2 separate regions of the Mus musculus genome follow, and region 2 is linked to region 1. The links are chromatin loops, found by intact Hi-C in ENCODE. Cell type or tissue: left cerebral cortex. All regions are shown on one strand. Each heading gives the region's core, and the rest is flanking DNA. Links, peaks and the distances in the headings are about the cores only.

The links. Hi-C counts contacts between places; a loop is a spot of excess contacts. Peaks named below come from ENCODE experiments on the same cell type or tissue, not always from the same donor. Only the 100,000 strongest peaks of a DNase experiment are listed, where the experiment ranks them.
Region 2: it touches region 1 in a loop (4-fold over the local background); 4 of 42 quality-filtered maps call a loop at or near these places.

Annotation. Positions count from the first base shown.
Region 1 is chr11:95,036,332-95,048,532 of GRCm38, reverse strand. Pdk2 (pyruvate dehydrogenase kinase, isoenzyme 2) reads left to right here and starts at 7,162. Exons shown (of 11, transcript NM_133667.2): 1 at 7,162-7,394; 2 at 9,043-9,184. The coding sequence starts at 7,277. It overlaps Itga3 (integrin alpha 3), which reads left to right. Exons shown (of 26, transcript NM_013565.3): 24 at 1,487-1,612; 25 at 1,943-2,084; 26 at 2,770-4,058. The coding sequence ends at 2,053. Gm11513 (a long non-coding RNA gene) reads right to left here. Exons shown (of 3, transcript XR_003949596.1): 2 at 10,827-10,898; 3 at 10,250-10,662. In left cerebral cortex, for the core only: a CTCF peak has its summit at 6,146 (motif pointing right); DNase peaks (open chromatin) are centred at 7,058, 7,832, 9,275, 10,051 and 1 more place; H3K4me3 peaks cover 2,430 bases; H3K27ac peaks cover 3,052 bases.
Region 2 is chr11:94,984,782-94,996,982 of GRCm38, reverse strand. It overlaps Ppp1r9b (protein phosphatase 1, regulatory subunit 9B), which reads right to left and starts at 5,771. Exons shown (of 10, transcript NM_172261.3): 1 at 4,065-5,771; 2 at 316-448. The coding sequence starts at 5,435. In left cerebral cortex, for the core only: CTCF peaks have their summits at 6,030 and 7,096; DNase peaks (open chromatin) are centred at 6,064, 7,149, 7,976, 9,821 and 5 more places; H3K4me3 peaks cover 5,353 bases; H3K27ac peaks cover 7,422 bases.

The sequences.
Region 1 (12,201 bases), core at 2,057-10,056:
TAAAAAACTTGGGGAAGATGAAGCTGGCAGAAGTGTGCATGTAGTGTGATTCCATCAGTGTGGACCAGGTGTATTAAAAATATGGAGATGGCTTGGGAGGGGACACAGATGCATGCCTATAATCTCAACATGTGGGAGGCTGAGAGAGGATTAAAAGTTTGAGGCCAGCCTGGGCTAACATAACAAGACCCTCTCCCCAAAATAGAAAAGTTCAGTACAGAGATTTACTCTGCACTTCTGTCATTCATTCATTCATTCATTCATCCATTCACTCACTCACTCACTCACTCACTCATTCATTCATTCATGGGACAGGCTCACTCTGTGTAGCTCAGGCTGTCCTGGAACTCCCTAAGTAGACCAGGCTGGCCTCTAACTCATGGAGATCCACCTGCCCCTGCCTCCCAATGCTAGGATCAAAGGCCACGCCAGCTTGTTTGTTTGTTCTTTGGAGATAGGGGCCGCCTGTCATGCAGGCTGGCCTTGAACTTCTGATCCTCTTTCCTCCTGCTGGGATCATCAGCGTACACTAACCACTGTTCATTGTGGAAACAGTCTTTTCCAGAGCACAGAATTACTGGAGACCCTTAATTTTCTCCGTTACCTTTTTTTTTTTTTTGAATCAAAATAATGTTAAAAGAAGTGAAAAATCAAGCATAGTCATGTAGAGAACTTTGACTCCAAACACTGGAATTGCAAACGTTCCAAACCGGGAACTTTTTGAGCCACAAATAAAACAAAATCCCAAACTTGAAACACTTAAGATCCAAAGCATCAGAAGGCTATTTAACCTATACACACACATGCATACGGGAACATAATGACCACACACATGCCACCACAGAGGGGAAAAACCATGCCAATTGCTATGCGTTGTTTGTGTTTATAATAACTATGAAGAGCTCGCCATGTAACAGGTGCCACTCGGAGCAGTCCCCCCATGCTAACCACCATTTAATCCTGTCCAATTGCCCTTGAGGTAGGAAATTAGCATTCCCAGATTACAGACAATAACAGAGAGGTTGAGTAACTCGTTCAAGGCCACTCAGCCAGTGTGAATAGCAACGCTGGGCATGAGCTCAAGTAGCCCAACTTCCCAACGCATGCTTTTGGCCATGGCTATACTGTAAAATAACTGCAAATAGTCTCTACAGAGCACATGAAAGAACTAGAGAGAGATGAAATTACTATACTAGCCCACAGTCACACAACTTATCAGGAACAGAGTTGGCACGCAAGTCTAAATGTGTGTGTGTGTCACAAACTCAGACATCAGGCTGCCTACCAGATCTAAACCTGCCCCTGTGGCCAAATCTTTGTCTAAGACCTGCTGGTGTCCATGAGTACTGCGGGGGCTTTTTAACTCTTTGACTGCCCCCTAGTGGCTGTAGGTCAAATGACAGGAACATGGGCTGGGCAGAGACTGAGAAAATGGCCAAATGTGGGGTCTCAGCAGGCTAACCCAGCACTTGTCTCTCCTCTGCAGTTCTCTGTGGACATTGACTCAGAGCTGGTGGAGGAGCTGCCGGCTGAGATTGAGCTGTGGTTGGTGCTTGTGGCCGTGGGTGCTGGGTTGCTGCTGCTGGGGCTCATCATCCTCCTCTTGTGGAAGGTAGAACCTCCCAGCCTACTGGGGCTTCCCACTTCAGACCCGCCAGTGCCAGCACTGCTCACCCAACCTCCCTCCATCCCGTGGCTCTGCATCCCATTCCTCATCTCCATCCCAGATACTCCCTGCCCCTCCCCATAGCTTCCAGTCCCACCCATGCCCCAGGGAGCTGCAGGCTGCAAAGGGGAATAGGGGCTCTGGTATCTGGCTATCCAGGAAGCTGGGCTCAGGACTTAGCTTTCCAGGTTCCTCAGTTCTAAGCCCCAGCTCCCCAAGTGCTGATGGCCAGGTCTACCAGCAACCCTGATGGCCACCCCCACCTCCTCCCTCCAGTGCGGCTTCTTCAAGCGAGCCCGCACTCGTGCCCTGTATGAAGCTAAGAGGCAGAAGGCTGAGATGAAGAGCCAGCCGTCAGAGACAGAAAGGCTGACCGACGACTACTGAGGGGTCAGCCCCCCTGCCCCGGCCCACCCGGGTAACATGGCCTATGAATCTCCTCTCCAAATCCCCAGCTGCCTGGGGCCTCTGATTCTGTCCTGTCTGCTCCTCTTGCCTTGGGGTCTGCTTGGATCTCAACTTGTCTACCACCCCAAAGTGCAGGCCATTCTGGTTTTCCCCCGTGCCCCCACATCCACCTGGCTCTCAGGAGCTTAAAATCCCAAGAGTATGCTGGGAAATCCTCCCAATGAGCGTGCTGCTTTCTGGAGGACTGGAAAAGAGAAATAGTCAAGGCTAGACCCTGTCTCTGTCTGATCACCAGGCATGGCCACAGTTACTCTAAGTCCTCTCTCCTCCCACAAGCAAGGAGGGGGCCAAGGGAGGCCAATCTCTTTTGTCTTGAGTCCCACCATCTCCCTAGGATAACTGTCTTACCCACTTCTAGTACTGGCCATTGAGACCACCGCATCTTCCTGGTCCACAATCTCTGCAGCCGCTTAGTCTCCACTGCCTCTGCTCTCCTCTGTGTCTTCCTCAGCCCTTCCTTCCTCTGGGCCTGGGGTGGGGATGTTCATCTGCCCATTTCATACTGAAGTTGGGATGTTGGAGTTATGGCCTGCTGTAAGGACCATAGGGGTGGGGGCGGTGGAGGTGGGGGGTGCAGACCTTCTCCTGCTTGAATTCTGGATACTGACACAATTTCTCTTCTGCCTAAACCCCAGTGTGACTTCTTTAAGCCGACCCGCTACTACCGGATTATGCCCAAGTACCATGCAGTGCGTATCCGGGAGGAGGACCGCTACCCACCTCCAGGGAGCACGCTACCCACCAAGAAGCACTGGGTCACCAGCTGGCAGATTCGGGACCGATACTACTGATGCCCTCCCCGACAAACCTTCCGGCGCTCCCTTCCTTCCTATTTATCATAAATTATGACTCCGACAGTCCAAAGGGGGCCACGCCCTTGGCTGGCACCAGCAGGCTCAGGCATCTATCCCTCTTCAGTGCAGGCATGTTTTCTGGGGCCCTGGAATCTCCTTCAAGACCTTGCAATGCTGAGCCCAGCACAGCCCTTGCACAGTGGACACACACACAGGGCCTACTGCTAATGGCCTGCTCTGATATATCATGGAGGGTGCCGTATCCAAGTCTCTGTCTGTGCCAAAACCAAGCCAAAGCGCCTCTACTGGGAGACAGGAGGAAAAGGTCCCTGATGTGGGGACACGGCTCCTCCACACTGAATCCCCCTTGAGCCATTGTCAATGGATGGAGTTTACTGTCCAGAATAAAACTACTGATGCGGAGGAGACAGTCAGGCTCAGCTGCAATTCCTGCCAGGCACTGGAGCGCAGGGCTACACTAAAGGCTACCCAGGGGATGTTCTTACGACCTGCGTGCTCAGACGCAAGAGCAATGAACTAGAAAGCAGGTCGCCGGAATGGGCTTTATGGGTGCATCTCTAAAATCGTGGCTACAGAGAGAGCTGGCAAGAAACGCAGCCCGAAGGAACAAAGAGAGACCGTGGGCAGCCTGGACGCACACACTGTGCTGGGACTGACCTGGAGCATGGCGGCATCCTTCAGAGAGCAGGGTCCTGGCGCAGCAGACATTGGTAGGATGAAGAGGAGAGACTTCTGATCCATCCTGACCACCTCAGCCTGGGCAAGGCCTGGAGATCCCCACGAGACCACGTGGGGTGTGATACTTGAATGTAGCATGGCAGGGGAGGGCCCAGCCCCTGCCCCAGTTGGCCAGACTTAACTCTGCTCCCTTGACCACAGAGATGAGATTCTGAGCTGCCTGTGGCTTTCTTCCCCTCCCCCAGGGGCTGCATCCCCATTCTAGCAGTGGAGGCTGATTTCCCAGGTCCTCTCCCCATCCCGGTCCACAGGCAGGCCCACTCCCCAGCTCTGTCCCCTCCACCCCACGGTACTATAACAACTTCCCCGATCCTGTGCCTTCTTTGTATATGGGCTTCTCACTAAAATAAATAAACTGTTCCCAGTTTGTACTGCTGTGTCTGCTCCTACCTGCCCCCGCCCCAACGCCCCTCGTCCTGACCAATCTCCGTTCAGTCTGGAGGGGTAATACCCTTCCCTAGCTGGTCCCTTGGCGATGGACCTAGCACCCCACAGCAAGCCACACATGAGAGATTTTGATTCAAGCACAGAGTTCACGGAAATCCAGTTTTAGGGAGAGCGCCATACATGGGGGAGTGCTTTCTTTACCTGTCAGAGTTGTGGCCTGTTCCTGCTGGGTTCATTCTAACATCAAACGCTCCTGGCCTGGATTTGGGGAGGGAGGGAGGGAGGGAGGGAGGGACGGAGGGAGGGAGGGAGGGAAGGAGGGAGGGAGGGGAGTTGAGAACAGACCTGACGCACCCCCAGCTGATCTCAAATTATGTGGATCAGGATGGTCTTGAACTCATCCTCTCCCGTGATAGGGTATCAGGTTTCTTGAACTCATCCTCTCCCGTGCTAGGTCCATCATCAGGTTTGACCCAAGCTGACTTTAGGAAGGGAGAGAGGGGGCAGGGGGAGGAAGAGAGGTCCCATCCAATTGGCCTGGCCCTTGAAAGTACACCCTCTGTGCTACCCGCCACCTCTAATTGTTAGGCTGGTCGATGTCTAGCGATCCTCCCTCACAGACCTGAAGCCTCTCTGCCAACCTCACTTCCTTTCTTCTGTCTGTCTGCTCTACTACATGCCAGGCTGTGTGTTCAGCACTGCAAATAAAGCAACGACTAGGTCAGACACAACCCGTGTCCTCCTTAAACTAAAGTCCAGTGGGGAAGACCCACGAATCAGCAGTTAGCCCACTTTGTGAGAAGCTCTCATGTCATCCTAAGATCAGGAGAGGCACGTAGGGAGCCCAGCCCAGCCCAGGAGCTCAGCAAAAGGACATGGCTAAGCAGCCAAGACCTGAAGAATAGGTACAGGAGGTTGAGAAGAACGATCCAGAACCCCACCCCCACCCCACCACCTCTCCAAGTAAAAAGAGATAGCATTGTCAGTGGTTTAAAGATTAGAGGCTGGGGCAAGGCGGCAGGTAGATGGAGTTGGGAGTTGTTGAGCCTGGCAATCTGAAAAGATGAAGCTAAGGAATGGAGCCAAAGTGGATACTGGGATAACTGGAAAGGCTCCAGTAAGAGGTGGAAAGGTGGACCAGGAGAAATGGCTCAGCAGTTAAGAGTACTTACTGTGTGTGCTTTTGCACAGGCCCTGGGCTGCGTTCCCAGCATCTACACCAGCTTCGTAACCGCCTGTAACTCCAATTCCAGGCAAGCAGATGCCCTCCAGCCCCACAGACACCTATGTGCTGTGGTATGCAAAAACTCACTTGGGTGCACACACATACAGATTATAAATAGATCCTTTAAAAAATTTTTTTTGGGTTTTTTTTTGTTTTGTTTTTTGTTTTTTTTTTTAAAGACAGGGTTTCTCTGTGTAGCCCTGGCTGTCCTGGAACTCATTCTGTAGACCAGACTGGCCTTAGACTCTGAGATCCTCCTGCCTCTGCCTGGGATTAAAGGTATACACCGATACTTTTTTTTTTTTCAAGTGAAAAGGCTCTGTGTGTTGGAACCAACCAGGCCAGATTTGTAGTTGAGAATGCTTGCTAATTCTGTTTTCCTGCCTATAAAATGGAGGAAACGATATAATAATCCAGCAAGCAGTGCCTGGCCCACAGCATTACGCTTTCCAAGGTGAACTCTTGTTTTGTGTTGGCTACAGTTAAACTGTTATAACTTGCAGTGTGTGTGTGTGTGGGGTGGGGGGGTTGAGGATCAAACCCATAGTCTTGCATATTCTAGGAAAACACTCTATTACTGAGTTACTACCAGCTCAAACCCACCTTCTCTACCTTTTGGAGAAAAGATCTTACTAAATTACCCAGGCTGGACTTAAACTCACACTGCCTCAGGTGGGCCTTGGACAGATCTCCTCCTGCCTCAGCCTCCAAGAGGAGCACCAGGACTTCCTAAAGGCCAAACCTCAATCCTGTCTGTGCTTCACAGGGCCATAGTAAAGGCCGGGAAACCACTGGATAATCAATAGTAATGAACCTAGGAAGGCCCAGAGAGTGGGGCACATACCAAGTTTTACCAAAAGAGGGCGCATGACATTTCTCAGGGAAGAGGCAGGGAACTGCTAGGAAGACTGGGCTGGGCTCCCAAGCCGCTAACCACTAAGATGCCTTAGCTCCTGGGGACTCGCAATAAGGAAGCCAGCGGCACAGACAGTTGCTCGTCTCGGGTTAGGTGCACAGAAGGTTACCTTCTTAGGTGGTTGTGCAAGACGCGCAAGGTTTTATGCTCAGTCAAATGAGCGAGGTAATAATAAAATGGAACTTAACTAAAATTAGCACTGACCATAGCTCCTGCTCCCGCCTCTGCCAGTCCTAAGGGGGTTTGGCTCTGGCTGTTTTTGTTGTTGTTTTCCAAGTACCAGAGATCAATACAGGGCTTCATGCATACTGAGCAAGTGCCATGCCTTCTGAGCTACATTCCCACCCTGATATCGGATCTTTTTCGAAAGAGAGAGAGAGAGAGAGAGAGAGACCTTTTCTTGGGCTTTTTGGATATTTATGGAAGTCAGCGGGTTGCACGCATATAGGATAGCTTAGTATAAGCTCGCATACTGGTTTCGGATTTTGCAAGTGTTCATTCTGGGTCCATCATAGGAGTGAGAAACCACTGTGAGCCCCTATAGCAGAGCAGGTAAGCAGGTTGTCAGGTCAAACAGGTGCCTTTAGGAAAGGGACAGGGCAGGGAAGGGAGGTTTTAAAGAAGGAGACAGGGGAAAGAACCAGGGAAAGTAGAACGTCAAACGAAGGGTTAGCGGGACTCTGGGGAAGAAAGGGTTAACTCGGGGCTGGCCCCCAAGAAGTGTAGTTGGCGACAGGAGGCGGGACTTGAGCACAGCCCAGGAAAACAACAGGCCGTCTCCAGCACCTTCACGGTTAAGGAGGTGGGCCTCGAGGAGAGCCACGTGTCGAAGCGCAAGGCTATTGGTTCTCCCAGAGTTGTTTGTGCGCGCCCATTGGCGACGTCGGGGCGCCGGGACAAGCCGATTGGCTAGGCGTTGGAGGCATCGCCAGGGCAAGGGTAGGGAGGAGGCGGCCGAAGCCCGTCTCCCGGCTAAGCTGGGCCGAGCTGACGGCCGGTGCCAGCGCCTCCAGCCCCGGGACAGCAGCGAGATCCAAGCCCGAGCCGCAGGCGCCGTCGCCATGCGCTGGGTCCGGGCGCTGTTGAAGAATGCGTCCCTGGCAGGGGCACCCAAGTACATCGAGCACTTCAGCAAGTTCTCCCCGTCCCCGTTGTCCATGAAGCAGTTTCTAGACTTCGGTACGGAGTCGGCGTAGGCGGGCACCGGGGGCTGTGGGCGCGGGGAAGGAGACCCTGGCAATGAGAGGTTAACATCGGAGGAAGAGGTCCTGGGTGGTAGGAGGGTTGGCTTGGAAGAGTATGGACAGGAATGGGTAAACGGCGAGGCCAACCTGGCTGCCCACAAAGAGTTAAGAGTGCCCCCTTCACAGTTAACTAAGAATGGGGGCGCGGAGAAAGCGTTGCGAGGGATCGTGGAGAGTAAGAGACAGTGAGGGCATAGGACCCTATCCAGACATGATAGAGTTAGTGGGAGATCCCGGCCACTGAGAGTGGGCAGCCAAGAGTAAACAGGAGACGTGCTGTTGGAGTGCTAAGGAGATTCAGCCATCTGGAAGACCTGTGCTGTGCACGAAGGGCGGGGTACTTCTGAACAGAGCAAGGGAGAAAAGCCAGGGCAGGTGGGAAGGGGGCCCCTTGAAGTAGGAGGTGCTAACAGGGGAACTCCCCTGACTGGTGAGCCTCCACCCACTGCAGCTGCCCACTGGGCAAGGACACTTGAAGATCAAATCTGTTCTGACCTGGCAGCGGTTCCTAGCTGGGCAGAGCCCAACTTACCATGAGGTAGTCAGGTGGCTTTCACCCTCCTATGGCTACCCCTGGGTTTCTGAAGATCACCCACTCGGTGTTCTGAGGGTGGAGGTGGCTTTGGGGCAGGAGAAAGCTTTGCGGAGTGGAGGATGGAGACGTTGTGTGGCCCCCATCTGTCTGCAAGGTATTCCCTGGTGCCAGCTGGTGTAGGGAGTGGACCCAGGTCTCTCAAGAGTTGGCTGTGTCACAGGCAGGAGGACAGGAAGATGGCCGACAGGACTTGGGCACCTGTTTTCCAGGATATGCCTTGTTACTCCCTGTTCAGTTGGAGTTGTGAGCTTTGCTTGTGTAGGAAATCCTCCAGGGCCCACTCCAAGTCCCCGCCAAATGAATGCCACAGCTAGAAGGGACTTGGCCGTAGTTCGGTCCACCTATCTGGGGAAAACTGCTGATGATATACAGTAAGTTACAGAAGCATCGCCTGCTGTTGATCCTAGGTCTCCTGTCTCTAGCTGACACAGCTCATTCCTCTACTGCCTGTTAATCTTGACCCTGGACCAAGGTCCCCATTTGCCTCACAGATGGTCATTAACATGGCCAATTCTACATTGGCATTCATCTGTCTCCTCAGCCTAGATGAGATGGCCTGCCTCAGGGATAATGCTGAGTTCCTACAGTCCTGGGAACCTAGTCCTAGCACCCCATGGAGAAAAGGATTTCTTAGGTGCCTCTGCACCCTGGGCTAGCCCCCTGTGATGAGTGCCCACCTAGAGAGATGGAAAGGAAAGTGAGGTGAATCACGCCAGAACAGTTCAGAGTCAGCCCCGGGAACATCTTGTTTCCCTGGTTAACAAACAGGGTTTTCACTGAGGGTCAGTGGGTGATACACTCTGTTCCTAAATTGACATCCACGTGGTAGGATGTCTGGGGAAAACTCAAGCATCGCAAGGCTAGGAGGGCTACCTTGCTGTGTGCCACAGATAGGTCCCATGGTCATTTCAGCCTGCCCAGTTTCCACATGGGTGACTGTCCCCATGGTTTGCAGCTATTGATTGACCGACCCCTCTGTCATCCTCAGGATCCAGCAATGCCTGCGAGAAGACGTCATTCACTTTCCTCCGGCAGGAGCTGCCCGTTCGCCTGGCCAACATCATGAAAGAGATCAACCTGCTTCCTGACCGAGTGCTGGGCACCCCATCGGTGCAGCTGGTGCAGAGCTGGTGAGGTCCCCCTCACATGCCACCACCCCTCCATCCTCACCGTGTTCCTCTGTTCTTGTGTCAGAAGCTAGGACAGAGGCAAGGCACAGGGGCCCCAAGAGGCTGGAGAGTTAGCCAGGATTTCTTGGACTCCTCAGCCTGAGCAGGGTCAAAGGTCAAGTTCAGTCTGTTTCTCACCATCCCACTTTCCCTGGGGACTTAGTGTCCATTCAAGAAAGCGTAGCTTTCAAAGTCAAGAGCAGAAGTCATGCTGACATCAGCAGTAACCCTTGGCCTGCTCAGTAACTTGGGAAAACAAGAAGAAGAAAAAAAAAAAAGGTGAAGATTCAGTTATCCCGGTGGCAAATCTAACTTGTCTTGAATGTTGAAGAAACACTCAGTTAAATACAGACAATACAGTCCCTTCCCAAAGAGTTCAGAGGGCAAGGATCAAAAGTTCATTACAGGTAGCTGTAGGGACATTGCTGAGTGACTGGAGGCCAGATAGCCTCACATGAAACAAACAAAGGTGTGTCTGTCACTGGGCACGTCCCTGGCTGATCATCAAGAGACTTTTGTGACAACTGGGCAGCAACCTAGTCATCAGGATTTGCAACATGGGTTGACTGAGGATTCTCTGGGGCTTGGGAGGATCATACCTGTGGTCCCAGCACTGTCCTGTGGCTAAGCGGGTGGCAGCAGCTAACTGTGCGGCTCGGGGATAAAAGCTGCCTTTGCCCTGAGCTGTTGTTCCTCTGCAGCTGAGACAATAGATCTAGGCAGCACTGGTGGTACGGGCCTAGTAATCGCAGCTCAGAGGCTGAGGGTGGACAATCGCGACTGTAAGGCCAGCCTGAGGAACTTAGGGAGACCCTGTCTCAAAACGAACAAAGGGCTGGCTGTAGCTCAGCGGGAAAGCACTTGCCTGGTATAGATGAGGCCCTGTGTTCAAGTCTCAATATCACACACACAGACAAACACCAAGACAGCAGCAGCTTCCCACAAGGAGCCCAAGGCGTTCCTGGGAGACTGCCAAGACAGGCTAAACAAAATGCAATACAAACATGTGGAGGAGTCACGATCATGGAAGGTTCGATTTTTCTTTTTAAATGAAAGACGTCATTGATTATGACGTCTCCCACTTACAGAAGGGTAAAATGTTCTTTTGACACCTGGAAAGCACAAAAGTGTAGATAGAACATGTCTACCATTACTCTCCTTCACACCAGCCCCTGCTAGAATGTCCTGCGGTTTTCCGATGCCCTTCCAGCATTGAGTCTGTGCGTGGATATGTCTCTCCCTGGTTTATTCTAGAGAGACGGGCTCCGGTAAGGGATAGCATTGTACACACCAGGCCAGGTGCGTTGTAGGTATGCAGTGCATGCTAACTGACGTCATGAGGAAAACTGAGCAGGGTGGAGACAATTCCAGTCTTCTTGGTGGTTGGCAGGTTGAAGCAGGAGGATCATGAGTTCAAGTGTTCAAGACCAGCCTAGGCACTGTAGTGAAACATGTTTGAAGCCAAAACACGTGGGAAAAGGAAAAGTACACACGGAAGGACTTGGATACTCAGAGCTAGACAGGAGGGGCTCTGAATAGACCCAAGAAGGTGATGGGTGGGTGGAGGGCAGGGTTTGAATTTCAGGTGGCCCAACTAAGTTACCTGTCATTGAGCCCTCACTAGGACGTCCAAGACCTCTGAGCCAGTCTCGTGTCTTCCCACAGGGTGGCGGGGCTGTGGGGAGGAACCAGAAGGTACCATCTGTTCTCCCAGCCCTCCTCCAGTCTGTCCGGCTGACTGGAGTGGCTGACTAACCAGCTGGTCCCTGACTTCACGACAAGATCTCCCCTCCCAAGAAACTGTTTTCTGAGGCAGCCAGGAAGGTTGACAAATGGAGGACCAGAGGAGGGCAAGGGTTTGTTGAACAGGGAGGCATAGCTTGAATTATTTTCCCCTCAAAGCTTGGAAGGAATGCCAGGGCACAGCAGGGAGGGGTAGAGTCAGAGAAAACACTTCTTGCAGCGCAGGATTCAGCATGCAGGAGGGCATTGCCAAGGGGTGGTCGGTCATCCTGGTACACTAAAGAGAGACGCTGAGGGGGGTTGCAGAGCCAGTGGGCCGCAGCCACAGCAAGAGAAGCTAACATGGCAGAACAGGAAGGACTTGCTCTCTATGAGAGAGTGGAGTTTTTCTTCTAGGATAAACTCAAGGGGGCTGAGATGGTGGAGCGACGGAGGTGGGCAAGGCCTTCACAAGAAGAAGAGGAACAAGGCCTGACTTCACAGAGAGCCTGGGAAGAGGTCCTCTAGCCTGAGTCTGATGACTTAGAGAGCAGACCCTGCCCTTGGGGATGTGGAGAGGGAGGGAGCTGTTGGCAGCCCAGTAGTTACTACACAGTCATAGTTAATGGAGAGCGCTCGAGGCCTGGGCTGACACTCAACATGATAACTTCCCAGTTCAGAATAAACTGGATCAACTCTTAGCCTGTTCAGGCTTGGAGGAATGGGGCCATATTTGGGGGGGTTACCAGAAGGTGGGGCTGCCCCCTAGGCTTAGCAACAGCATGTGTGACCTATGTGACGGTAGAGTCTTGATAGGTACCCTACACTACAGGACAGTAGGGCTTTCCTGGGCTCAGCTTCATGGGCTGTATAGTGGAGTCCCATGCTGTATCTCAGGGTCCTGTGCTACTGAAAATGTAAAGCACACTGTCTCTGTTAGGGTTACCCTTGCTGTGACCGGGGCCACAAGCACGGCGAGGAAAGGGTTTATGCAGTGTGTACTTCCACATCATAGCCCATCACTGAAGAAATCAGTACTGGATTGCTTCCTGGGGCTTGCGCAGCTTGCTCTCTTACAGGACCCAGGACCACTAATCCAGGGATGGCACCACCCAAATGGGCTAGGCCTTCCTGCATCAACCACTAATTAAGAAAATGCTCTACAGATTCCCTACAGCCCAGTGTTCCGGAGGCATTTTCTCACTTGAGGCTCCCTCCTCTTGTCCCTCGTTTGCGTCAAACTGACACAAAACTAG
Region 2 (12,201 bases), core at 2,519-10,518, 52 kb after region 1:
ACGTGGCCTCTCTTTCCTCCCAGCACTGAAGTAAGAAGTTAGAGGAGTCATCTCCCTGGGAGCCTGCTTTTACCTGTCTCTGTGCCTCCAACAGAGCCCAGGATCACCTACACAGTACTTAGGAGATGTGTCCACCACGTACCATCCCTTGGCAATACACTGCAGACACTGGTGGCTATTGATGCGGACAAGGGATGCCAAGAAAGGCAGATAGAGTCAAGAAGCCTAGCATGCGGGTACCCACAGGGGTGGCGGGGCCGAGGCTAGCATCACGGGAGACCCCAGTGTGTGCCTTAGATTGGCCTGGTCTCTCACCCTTCTCCAGCTCCACAGGAAACAGCTCCAACCTCTCCACTCGCTTCTCTAGCTCATATTCCGCAGAGGCTGCCATGGGATCCACATCCTCATTGCGTCGGTCATAGTCCTCGTTGGAGTAGGTGCTGAATACCTGGGGAGGAGCAGTTCTCAGAGGCCCGTAGGAGGGCAAGAGCACATTGGCAGGAGAAGGCCCTTGGGCCAGCTGAGTCGCATGAAGCCCCGTGTCCATCCGTCTGTCCGTCCGTCCACCCAGAGGCCCTTCCCTTCCACTGATCTCACAAGGAATCCACCTCCCAGCAAAAGGGCTTCCTAGTTCTAGAGCCCCAGGAACAAGAGAGCAAGAAATCCATTCCACATGGTATAGTCTGGGGGGGACCAGATGGACGCTCCCAGGGAGGCTGCAAGGTCTGGGAATCTCCAATACCAGGGCAGAGAGAAAGGAAGAGACAAGACCTAAGAGCCAGACAGCTGAGGGTGGACACAGACACAGAGGAGGAACGGGCTGAGCAGAAGACAGGAAGAGGAGGAGGGGAGGAAAGATGGCGAAGACACTGGAGGATGCCAGATGGGGAAGGGGAGGGGAGAAGGAGGAAAGGAGGAAAGAGGCACCAGGACCCTTCCCTACCCAGATGCTGAAATGGACGTCACAGAGGGGTGGGGAGGAAGCAGAGAAGTTCCTACTTCCCTGGAGAAGGGAAGGCTGTGAAATTCCAGGTAGGCCCCAGAGAGCAAGAGTAGGGGAGAAAGTGGAGCCCCTATGGCCCTCCCACAAGCCAGAACTGTGTCCCTGAAGAACAATAACCCTGTCCACAGGTACCGGAAGAGCCAGGCATAGGCCCCAAGACTGGGGCTCTAAAGGGACCACAGATCATGTGAGGTGGGAATCTGTCTGCCCCTGCACGGCAGTCCCTGTGCCCCTCTGCTGTCTCTCTCCTTCTAGGTGTCTAACTCAGACCTTTTCATAGGATCAGAGAAAAGGAGACGGGCTTTGTAGGTACCTGGTGTTCATGAAGAGGAACCACGGTGGTTTTTGTTTTTTTGTTGGTTTTTTTTTTGTGGCTTTACTGGTAGCTAAGTTGGCATCGCTTAAAGTCAAGTTGGGGCAGGAGTGGTAGAGGCAGCTCTTATCAGCTGTATGGACCAGAAGGGTTAAAGGAAGACACTGTCTCCAGCAAGACCTGTGCCAGGGCCTCCTCTGCTCTAGGAGCATGCTCATGGGCACCCTGCAGGCAGGGTTACCCCTTTGTTGGGGCTTACTGAATGCCATTCAAATCTCCAGTCTCATCACAGAGGCACACTGTCATGGTGGGAGGCAGAGAGGACACTTCTAGGACCAGCCATCAGCACAGCTGGGGTTTATGGGCTCACCTAGTTAATGCCCTCGACTCTACTGTATCAGACACTTTCATGCTCGTCCAGCTACTGTGCACGGGTCAGCAGATTGCTCCCCAACATCTGGACAGCGGTCCCCAACATCTGGCCAGCGGTCCCAGCCTTGAAGCAACAGACTCTATTCCACATATAATCCATTACCCAAGGTCACAGGGGTTGCTCATCCAGTAGCGGGGCAGCATCAGATTCTAGATGGGCTGTGGTAGGCGGGTCACTAGTGACTTAGTTCCCTACTTCAAAGGTGTTCCAAGCTTTAGGACAAAGAATGGCCTCAGCCTGGGTCAGCAAACTGGCCTTGTCCCATCTCTTTACCTGAGGCCTCTGGCCTTTCCCCTGTGCCCAGAGACAGTGTTGCCCCTAGCCCCTTCCCATCACCCAACCCATCTCCACACCCCATCACACACTCCACGCTGTCTCCCAAAACACTCTGGGGAACTGATCTGGGCCTTGGCTTCTGTCCACAACCTGATCACCTTTTGCATCCTGCCCCCCGTGGGAATCCCAGGCAGGCCTCAGGCTCAGAGGCCAGGGACCACCAGAAACCACACCTCCTATCAGAAGGCCCTGGGTTCAGCTATCTCCTCGGCTGACAGTTTGGAATCATATCCTCTGCCCTGAGCAGATACCCCGACCTCCATAACGGTGACAACTGGGTCAGGGAGGGGCGGAGAACCCTGGCTTCAGAATTAGTGTGGAGGTGGCAAAGGAGAAAAAGCCTGGGGCCCTAGCCAGGCTGAGGAGGCTAAAAGCCCCAGTAAGGCCAAAAGTCAGACACGTGGGGCATCTGCACTGCTCTGGCTTTCACGCTAGTGGCCGGCTTGCTCCAGAGTCACCAGGGAGTCCGGAGCACTGCTCCAAATCATGTGCTATTTTTTACCAAAAAAATCAGGGTAAGGCGTCAGATATAGACAGAGGCCCAGACCACATTCTCTCTCCATGAGGGCATGGGGCTGCTCACAAACCCCATGGGGATTGGACAACTGCCTCTGACACCCTCCCACCAGCCTCCACTCCTTCCTGGATCCCACTGCCTTCAAGGGGAACAGGGCATGGAAGAGTCTTCCAAACCCCAGAGCAGGGAGGGAAGAAAGGCTGGCCACCCTTAACCTCCTGGACCTCTACTGGCCTGGGGGGAAAGGAGGAGGTGGAGAGTGAGAGAAACTTGGGCAGCTTTGGTGTCCAGGAGTAACAAACACAATGGGGTTTGGCTTCAGAGGGCAAGGAGGAAGGAGCAGGGTCGAGGCCAACGAAAGTCCTTGGTGCTGTATGCTCCCCCAGGGACAGGCCAGGTGCTAGGCTCCATAGAGCTTGGGTAGGGAAGAAAAGACCATCCAAGCTGGACGTGCCAGCTGGGCTCACAGGGCAGGGGGGAATGGGAGTGGTCTCCTGAGCTTAATTCTCCCCAGGGGACATCTTTTCTCTACCACCACTACTCAGAGGATCTCAAAGCACTGGCTGGCACAGTTCACAAACCAATCTTCAATAGTGGTGCTAGAGAAAGGGGGAGAGGGGCTGAACAAGCAAGCCCCCAGCCTCTTTTAAAGTCCATAGAGAATATGGAAGGCTATAGGCATGAAAAGCCTGCCCAGGCACCTTAGGGGAACTTCCAAACTCACCCCCCTCTTCCTGTAGGGCCTGCTCCTTCAGGGACCATATAAGATGCCCCTTTCCTGGATGCAACCCTGGATATGGGAAGCTGGCCCAGCACAGACTTAAGGAGTAGGGTTCTTTCTCCCAGCCCCAGTCACATGGCCTTGGTCCAGCTCACCCTAGAAGACTGCTTCCTTCTTTCACTTCTGCAAAGTGGGAGTGGGAGTACTAGCAGGGAAGAGGGTCAGCCTTCCACTGTATCTTTGTTTGGGGAAGTTCCTAGCTCCCCTCTGTCACCCCAGACAGAGCCAAGCCTCACACATCCAGAAGCAGGAAGCGTCCCTAAGCTCCCCACCTTTCTCTTCCTGACAGCACATGTGTAGGAACAGTATCCCCAGGACATGTCCCACACCCCTTCAGGGCAGCCAAGTCCCAGCCTCTGGCAGCTTCTGGAAGAAAGAATGTCTGGGGGAGGAAGAGAGAGCAGGTGTCCCAGAGTAGGCGTGGAGTAGGGAGGGATGCTGGGCGGGGTTAGGAACCTGAGGGCAGGTCGCAGCAGGCTACCTTCACAATCACAGACCTGAAAACCTTCCCACTCTGACAAACAGCTGGAAGTTCCCCCACGCCTCCCTCATTGTGGGAACTTCTGGGAACCCGGCTGGGTGGCAGGGGCTGACTCAGCCTGCCAAACACGGATGTCTGGGCGGGAGCGACCACACGCACGTGGCAAGGGCAGCTCGGGGGGCCCAAGGGGGGTCACTCACTTGGATCGGTGCGGTGCTGAAATGGATCTTCCGGCTCGGGGCCGGGTCCTCTTCCTCTGAGAGCCCGGGAATCTCCACACACCCTGACTCCGGCTCATAGGGGGGCTCCCCGTCCTCTTCGTCTTCTTCATCGTCCTCCTCCAGGGCACTGCCCCCAGAGTCCTCCCCGAGTCCACTGTAGGCGCTCACATCCACCAAGTCCGCTTCCGAGAAGTCCTCCTTCTTGGATTCATCCACCTCCTCAGGTGCCATGTCCGGGGCCCGGCCATTGTCCACCCCCCTCTCTAGCGTCGCCACTGACGCCGCCGCCTCCTCCTCGGGGACCGCTTCGGCCTTGGGTTCCTCGGGTGCAGGGCTGGCTGTGGTGGCCGGGGTGCTGCCATTCTCCAAGGCTGCATGGACCGTCACCTCGGCCTGGATCACTTCCCCGGGAGCCGACTCGGCCTCAGACTCCCCACTTTCTTCAACCTCCACCGGCTTGATCTTGCGCACCTCCCGCGGCTTAGGCGGAGGTCGGGCAGGGGCCACCCGGTGCTGTGGGGGCTGCTGCCCTCCGGGGCCACGCTCCTTCTCGGTCGCGCCATCCCCCGACGGGGCGGGAGGCGGCGGCGGTGGCTGGAACACCCGGGACCGCTTAGTGACCAGCTTCGAGTTGACCTGGGGCGCCCCGGCTGCCCGAGGGGGGCCGGGTGCACGGTGAAGGCCGGTCCTCGAGTCGGCTTTCTCGAAGACCGCACTGAGCTGGCTGACCGTCGGCGACACGGCGTCAGCATCCAGCTTGTCCAGCGCCTCGGTGCTGCCGTTAAAGCGCACCACGACGTCCAGCTTCCGGTCCTGCAGGCCGGCGCGCTCCTGCCTCAGCAGCCGCCGCGCCACGGCCTCCTTGTCGCCACCCGAGGCCGCGGGGACGCTCCGTTCGAACAGCTTCCGCGTCTCCTGCAGCCGGGACGGCGGGTGCGGCGGAGGAGCGGGCTGCGCCGAGGGCGCGGGCTTGGAGTCGAAGCGGCTCACGCGCTCCGACACACTGGTGCCCAGCTTGAGCAGGGCACTGTGGTCTACGTTCTCGTTCAGGCTGCTGGCCCGCGGCAGGGACAGGCGCACCCCGCGATCGGACGCCCGTGGGGCCTCGGCCATGCCTGCGCCTCCGCCTGCCTCACCCGGCGGCCCCGCGGTGGTGCCCATCTGCAGGAACATACTTTTGATGCGGTGGACGTTGGAGCCATATTTCTTATGGTGGGCCGCCTTGGGTGCCTCGTCGGGCCCGGGTGCATCGGGAGGCTTTAGTGCCTGGATGCCCGCTTCGTAGGCGCTGCGGTGCGGGGAGGCGCTCCGGAGGGGACCCCCGGGCCCCCGAGGCTCCGTCTTCATCATGGTTGGGGGAGCCGGGTTCGCATCCCCCTGCTCCCCGCTGCCCCCCTCCAGCAGGCGGCTGGCCAAGTCGGGACCACCGCCCCCTCCCCCCAAAGAAAGAAATCCCGAAAGGCCTTCTATAGAGTCCCCCAGAAACCAAGCTGCCAAAAAACAGTTAACCCTGCTTTAAAAAAAAAAAATCTCCGAGCGCCCTGTGTGGGTCGCCTCCCCCAACCAAGCTGCCAAAGACAGCCAGCCCCCTTCGAAAGCTCTAGCGGCCTGGTGCGGTCGCCCCCACCCAAATTGAAGAAGCGGAGGCTGGCTGGAGCTGCTGGGACCGCGCGCCCAGCCCGCGAAGCAGCGGCCACGGCACCGGCTCACATCCTCCGAGGCGGTGTCAGCGGCGCTGGCGGCGCAGGCGCCCCCTACTCCGGCCGGGGGCCTTGGCTCTCGGGGTGCCCGGCATCCCCGCGCCCGTGGCTGCTCCGCTGACCCGGGCCGCTCCGCCGCGCCTCCCTCCCTCCCTCCCTCCCCCCCGCGCCCCGAGCCTCGGTCTTTCTCTAGCTCTGCCCGAACCGCGGCTGCCGGAGACCGAGCGGCTGCCCTTCTCGCCGCCGCCGCTGGGGGACTGGTACCACTGGGTCCTAAAGGGATCGGATTTCCGGGGCCGGAGCCTGTGAGCCCTCCCCTTCCCTTCCACCCTGTCGCCTGGTCTCTCCTACTCATAGTTGGCGGACAGCCTTCCGCAGCTTCACCGACCTTGGCTATTCTTCTTCAGCCCTCCCATCCCAAACTCGGCTTTTCACAATCCACTTAGGCGTCCCCTCATTTAACCCTGGGGGCGGGGAGCCATCCAGCCACAGCAGGAACTGGCCTTCTCCTCCCACAAAGTGAAGGGGTTCTGTGGGGAGGGCCCTTAATCATTTCTCTAAAGGTCCTTAGAGTGTTCAGGGGTACCAGCAACAAAACTTTTGGGTGCTAGATCAAAGTACATAATTTCTAGCTCCTTCCCAAAGGTGAAGGGGAATCTCAGAGGCGGAACCTGGGATTCTTCATTTTAACAATTCCCCATAGGAATTTTTTTTTTTTCATCTTTCAGAATGTAAAACTTGGGCCCAGCAATCTTTGTGGTGCTCTGTCCGGAGGAGAAATGAAGAAAGGGACAGGGTTGGGGGTTACATCACCCATATGGCAGGAGATTACCAAAGATGCTTTTTTGCCTTGGGAAGTCTTAAAATGACGTTGTTCACCTACCCCTTTGGGGAGAGGTATAGAATCCTGGCCTTCATAACCTGCCAGAAAAGATCTCTGAAACAGGAAGGTTTGTAAGGTGTTGGGGGAGGTTGGAAGGAATGATTCTAGAGTCCCAGGGCTAAAGTTTCCCTATTGAGAGTTCTACGTTGGGTCTCAGACTTAGAGGATTCTGGTCACTTGTGTGCAAGCGTGTTTGTGTGTGTGTGTACCCTACAAATCCCACCTTGAAAACTCAGCTTCTTTAGAGCTCCTTCATTCCTCACATACACAACAAGGGGCCTTGTTATGCCCGTTATCCTTCCCCAATCTAGCAGTGAGGATCCGTCCAATATTCAGTCAGGTCTAGATGTGTAGCTCCTCCAGTCGTTGGTAGATTCCCAGGAACTGAACAGGGTGGACACTAGGACCCAGAAAACAACTCAGGCACAAAGCCTCCCCCCTCTCCCCAGCTGCTTCCTGCATCTCAGGCCTTCCTGCGGCCTCTGCCTCCTCCCCCGCCCTCTTCCCCTCCATCCTCTTCCTCCTCTTCCCGTTTTCTCACTCTCTCCGGTTGGCCTGGCCCAGCTCATAGAGGGAACCCTCTACCCTTCCGTTCTCCGTGTGTGGGTTTTGTGGGACACTAACCCATGGCACGTGCGAAAGAGCTCTGTGCATGGGGGGGATGGGACGTGGGGAAACCGCCTGGGAACCCTGAAGATTGGGATGGGGAGGAGCCAAGAACCACTGGACTGGCTCCCTAGAGTAGTGTGCCAGGAGAGGGAAGATTTTTTGGCTCTCATCTGGAGCCGGAGATGAACCCAAATCTCAGGCTTTCGGATGCCCCCTGCATTTTTGCACAGTGGGCAGGAGACTTACCCCTCCCCAGTTCTGCGTTTGGGGATCTGTGCAGGGTAAAGAAGCCATCCAGGTTCCGTCTCCCCTCCTGACCCATCTTTCATGAACAAGCTTTAGGACATGTTCTCAAATTCAAGTCTGGGGCTTGAGCCCTTCACCCTAACCCGGCTACGGCAGTCAGTGGCTTGTTTTTTGAGAAAGGGCCTGCAGTATCCTGTGCTGGCTTCGAACTAAATACTTAGTCAAGGATGACCTTGAACTTTTCTGATCCAACTGCCGCCACCTCCTGAGTGCTGGAATTACAGGCTTGAGCAGTTACTCCAACCGAGGGCTTCCTTCTTGCTCAGCAAGCATTTTAGCAACTGTTTTACATCCCCAGCTCCCTCTGCAGTGGTTGGGCGATGCCCTTCTGCTCACCCCATTGCCAGTTGGGAATCTGAGCAGTGTTCTTAGAGTTCCTCTGTGGACTTGGTGGAGGGCCCAGGGCCCTGGGTGTTCTGCCCAGAATCTCCCACACCCTTTGTGGTGAGTCATTTTTCACTGGCCCCAGCCCAAGGGGTCTGTACCCACACTCCTGGCCAGGTGGGAGGAGGGGTTGGGAACCAGCTGTTAGTCCCTTTCCCAACACCCTTGGCAGAAATTTAGGATGGACTGGATTTAAAGGTACCCTCAGGTCTCCCTTGTTCAGTGATTTCTCAGAGTAAAACTCCTTTAAGGGCTTTGGGATGTGAGAAAGTACGGTGAGTGTGGAGCTTGGGTGGCTGCCGCTAATGAGTGGAGATTATTTTTTCCTGGGCTCCTAGATGGAGCTGAGCAGCACCCAAGCCGGAACTTCTGAAGAAGCGTTTAAGGGAGCTGAGTGGTAACCGCTTTAACCATCACTCTTTCCTTGGAATCAGGCACGACCCAATCTGCCTAAGAGATGGGTGGGGCACGGGGTGTCACCTCCATCCTGTCCCTGCCTGTCTGAGGTAAACTTTCATTCCTCGGGCTGTAAGTTCACTGATTCTTGACTGTTTAGCATCTCAGGATAATTTGAACCTTCTGGTTTCCCCGGGGGCCCAGGTAGAGGAAATCTGTTGATGCCATCGCCAATGTACCTGGTGGTCTTGGGATGGAACTTTCTGCCATTCCTTTGTCCCGTATAGAGAGGAGAGGGGAGTGGTCCCCAAAGTCGGGCCAGGATCTTGGCTATACCACTTATTATCTGGGTGACCTGGCAGAAGTCGTGTATCTCCTCAGTGCTTCCAGGGGATAAACTGAGGCCTGCGAGAGGTGCCAGCAGCCCAGAAACGTATGACCCTGTGTAGAGGAAGGAGAAGTCTCCCGGGCAATGGCTAAGAAATAGAAACTGCAACAGGCAATGATTATCCGCCCTCTCCCGGCCTGAACGCCCTTGTTTCTCAGGATGGCCCCTCTCAGAAGGCGCTCTTTGATGACATGCCTGGAGGCTTGCCTGCTTTAAATGGCAGGTGTAACAGCAAAGATGCTGATGAAGATGGGTGGAGAGAGTCTGATGTGCGATAAGTCCCAGCCTTCAGCACCCTGGGCTCAGGCATGGGCTGGGTGCCAAGGCTGACTGCTCTTCCCAGCCCTGGGCCTTTGAGAGAACTTCTGAAAGCAGTTTTTGTTTGTTTGTTTGTTTGTTTCCTGGCCACTGTGAAGACTCTGATCTAGATCCTGCCCTCTGGCTGTTCTATGGCTCCTCAATAATGTTCACCCCAGTTCTTCCCCTTTGTTGCCTAGGGCCTTGAGCTAGTTCTGGGATCCACGGTGAAGCTATGCTTGTGTACCCACATTTCCAAATAGGAGAGCTCACCCAGCACCCAGCGTGGTGGTGCCGGGGTGGGGTGGTGGTGAGGAGTTAGAGTCCCTGGGAACAGGAAGGAGTGAGCAACACCGGCTCACACAAGTCCCAGCTAGGGTTCTGCAGGTCTGAATTGAGTCCTAGCTCCTCCCATTTGCTCCATGACCTTGGGCTAGTTATTTTGGATTCCTCAGTTCCTAACACGTTCAACCTGAATGTCTGAAATCTTCTGACCATGGATGACCCTGGGTGTCTCCTACTTCCTGTGAGGCACAGGCTGGAACGGGGCTTTGAAATCAGGCCATTTTTGTTTGAACAGACCCCCCCCTCCCCCCTCAAGCTGCCACTTCCAAGCTAAAGGACTTCACCAGATCTCTTCATTTGTAAGCTGGGAGACAATAGATCAACCTCAAGGAGCTGCCCAGGGCACTAGAGAGATCCTGAATGCAGAAAGCGCAGAGGTTGGAGCTTAGTGTGGGCTGCCCCTGCCAATGAATGCACGTGTATTGGAGCATGTATCGGGGTGCGCATGCACAGTGTGGGCAGGTACGTGGCTGGGAATGAGCTCTGGTGTCTACAGCTCTTGAATCTCTTTTAGTGAGACACTGGGCCTCTGCTTCTTTTTAAGGTCCATTATGTGAAATTCTGCTCTATAAGCATTCCCGCCCATGGCTCCTCCAAATCTGCCTGAATCCTTTCTCGTTGCCCTGGTAGAGACTGAACCCAGGGCCTCCAGCATGCTAGGAAAACACTACATCTCTTAACTACACCCCTGCCCTAAGATAATTTTTGAAGGTGACCTTTCATCTAAACTTCCCAAAGGGTCTTTTATTCCTGAAGTCTGTCACTGCACCTGCAGAGAGAGGAACTGTGGGCCCCTTCTTCCCACAGCTGGGAGATAGCTACCACCTGTTTTAACTTTTCTGGCTACTGGCTTTCTTCCCATCAGTCTCACACTGTACTCTAGCACCTGTGTAACCTTGTAAAGATCACATGCTTCTTGGAGACTAGGGAAGCCTCAGTCTGTGTGTGTGTGTGTGTGTGTGTGTGTGTGTGTGTGTGTGTGTGTGTATAGGTTGGGGGATGGGGTGGGACACAGCAAAGATATCTCCAAGTCCTCGGGTGTTTTAGAGGAAAGCCCATCTTTAGCTGACTTAGCCTGTAGATGTGTTGTAGCCATGGGGGCTCTACAGACATGCAGAGAGGTCAAAGGGGAAAAAAGAAGGAACGGGAAAGATTAGGCAATGCATTTTGCCATCAGCAAATCCAAGGAGCTCCAACTGCTAAGAACTCACATTGCTGTGTTTTGGTGTTTTTGTTTTTGTTTTTCGAGACAGGGTTTCTCTGTATAGCCCTGGCTGTCCTGGAGCTCACTTTGTAGACCAGGCTGGCCTTGAACTCAGAAATCTGCCTGCCTCTGCCTCCCGAGTGATGGGATTAAAGTCGTGCGCCACTACACCCGGCACATTGCTGTGGTTTTGTTTGTTTTGGGTTTTTTTTTTTTTTTTTTTGGATGCTGGTTTTTCATCTGCTTTCTGGACTGGGTGCAAGGAAGAGACAACTTTCAAAATCACTTTCTCCCATAGTCCTTTGCCCGCCATCTCCAGCCTGACTGGCTCCAGCAGCAGGCTCTGCTGGGTCCCCTGGGACCTGGCACGGGTTCAGTCTCCAGAGCCTTCAGCTCTTCTTGCTCGGCTCCCTTGCTCTTCAAGTAGCCTTGGGAAGGGGTTGGGGAAAGTGGAACATAAGCAGTCTTGTGATTTTGAGGCAATTCTGTTTCCCCGAACTCTTTTTTGTTTAAAAAAAAATTTTTTTTTTTACCTTTTCTTTTACATTTAGTTTGAAAATTTTCCTAGAAAATAAGGAAAATTCAGAGAACTGCATCACAGCAGAATTTACAAATGCCTGTTTGCTTCAGGTTTGTCCATAGAAATTATATTAATCTGGGAGGCTGGAGACATGACTTGATCAGTACAGTTCTTGCTGTGCAAGCGTGAAAGCCTACGTTGCATCCCCAGAATCCAAGAGAAAACCAACCTGAGTGGTTGGTGGCTCAGGCTTGTGATCCGAGCCCTGGGGAGGCAGAGACAGTGGCTTGGGGCTTAGAGGCCAGCTGGCTTAGCCTACTTGCCTAACTCCTGGCCAGTGAGAGACCCTGTCTGAGAGAGAGAGGAGAGAGGAGAGGGGGAGAGGGGGAGGAGGGAGAGAGAGAGAGAGAGAGAGAGAGAGAGAGAGAGAGAGAGAGCTCAAATCAAACTGCAAAGGTGTTTCCCATCTTCCCAGTGGAAACTATTGCCTAGCACAGTAACTCCCTGGCCCCTCCCACTGCTGCCCCTGGCAACCACTTGTATCTGTGTGAACTTGACTCCTCTAGGTACCTTATGTAAGCATCATACAGAATCTGTCCTTTTGTGGCTGGCTTGTTCTGCTTGGGTTTACATAAACTATGGCAAGTATCAGCCCACAATTTTAACACACACATTTACATGTCCATGAAACAGTCGTGCTTTTCTGAGTCTTTACAGCCTATGTAACAATATCAATACTATATATGCCATTTGTACCTTCCGCACTCAAGATTTTTGACAGTGGGCCCCTGTCTTAGTCAAGGTTTTACTGCTGTGAACAGATACCATGGCCAAGGCAGCATTATAAATAAGGACAATATTTAATTGGGGCTGACTTACAGGTTCAGAGGTTCAGTCCATCAAGGTGGGAGCATGGCAGCATCCAGGCAGGCATGGTGCAGGCGTTGTTGAGAGTTCTACATCTTCATCTGAAGACTGCTAGTGGAAAAATGACTTCCAGGCAGCTAGAATAAGAGTCTGATAACCCACACCCACAGTTACACACCCACCCACTTACTCCAACAGGGCCACACCTTCTAGTCCC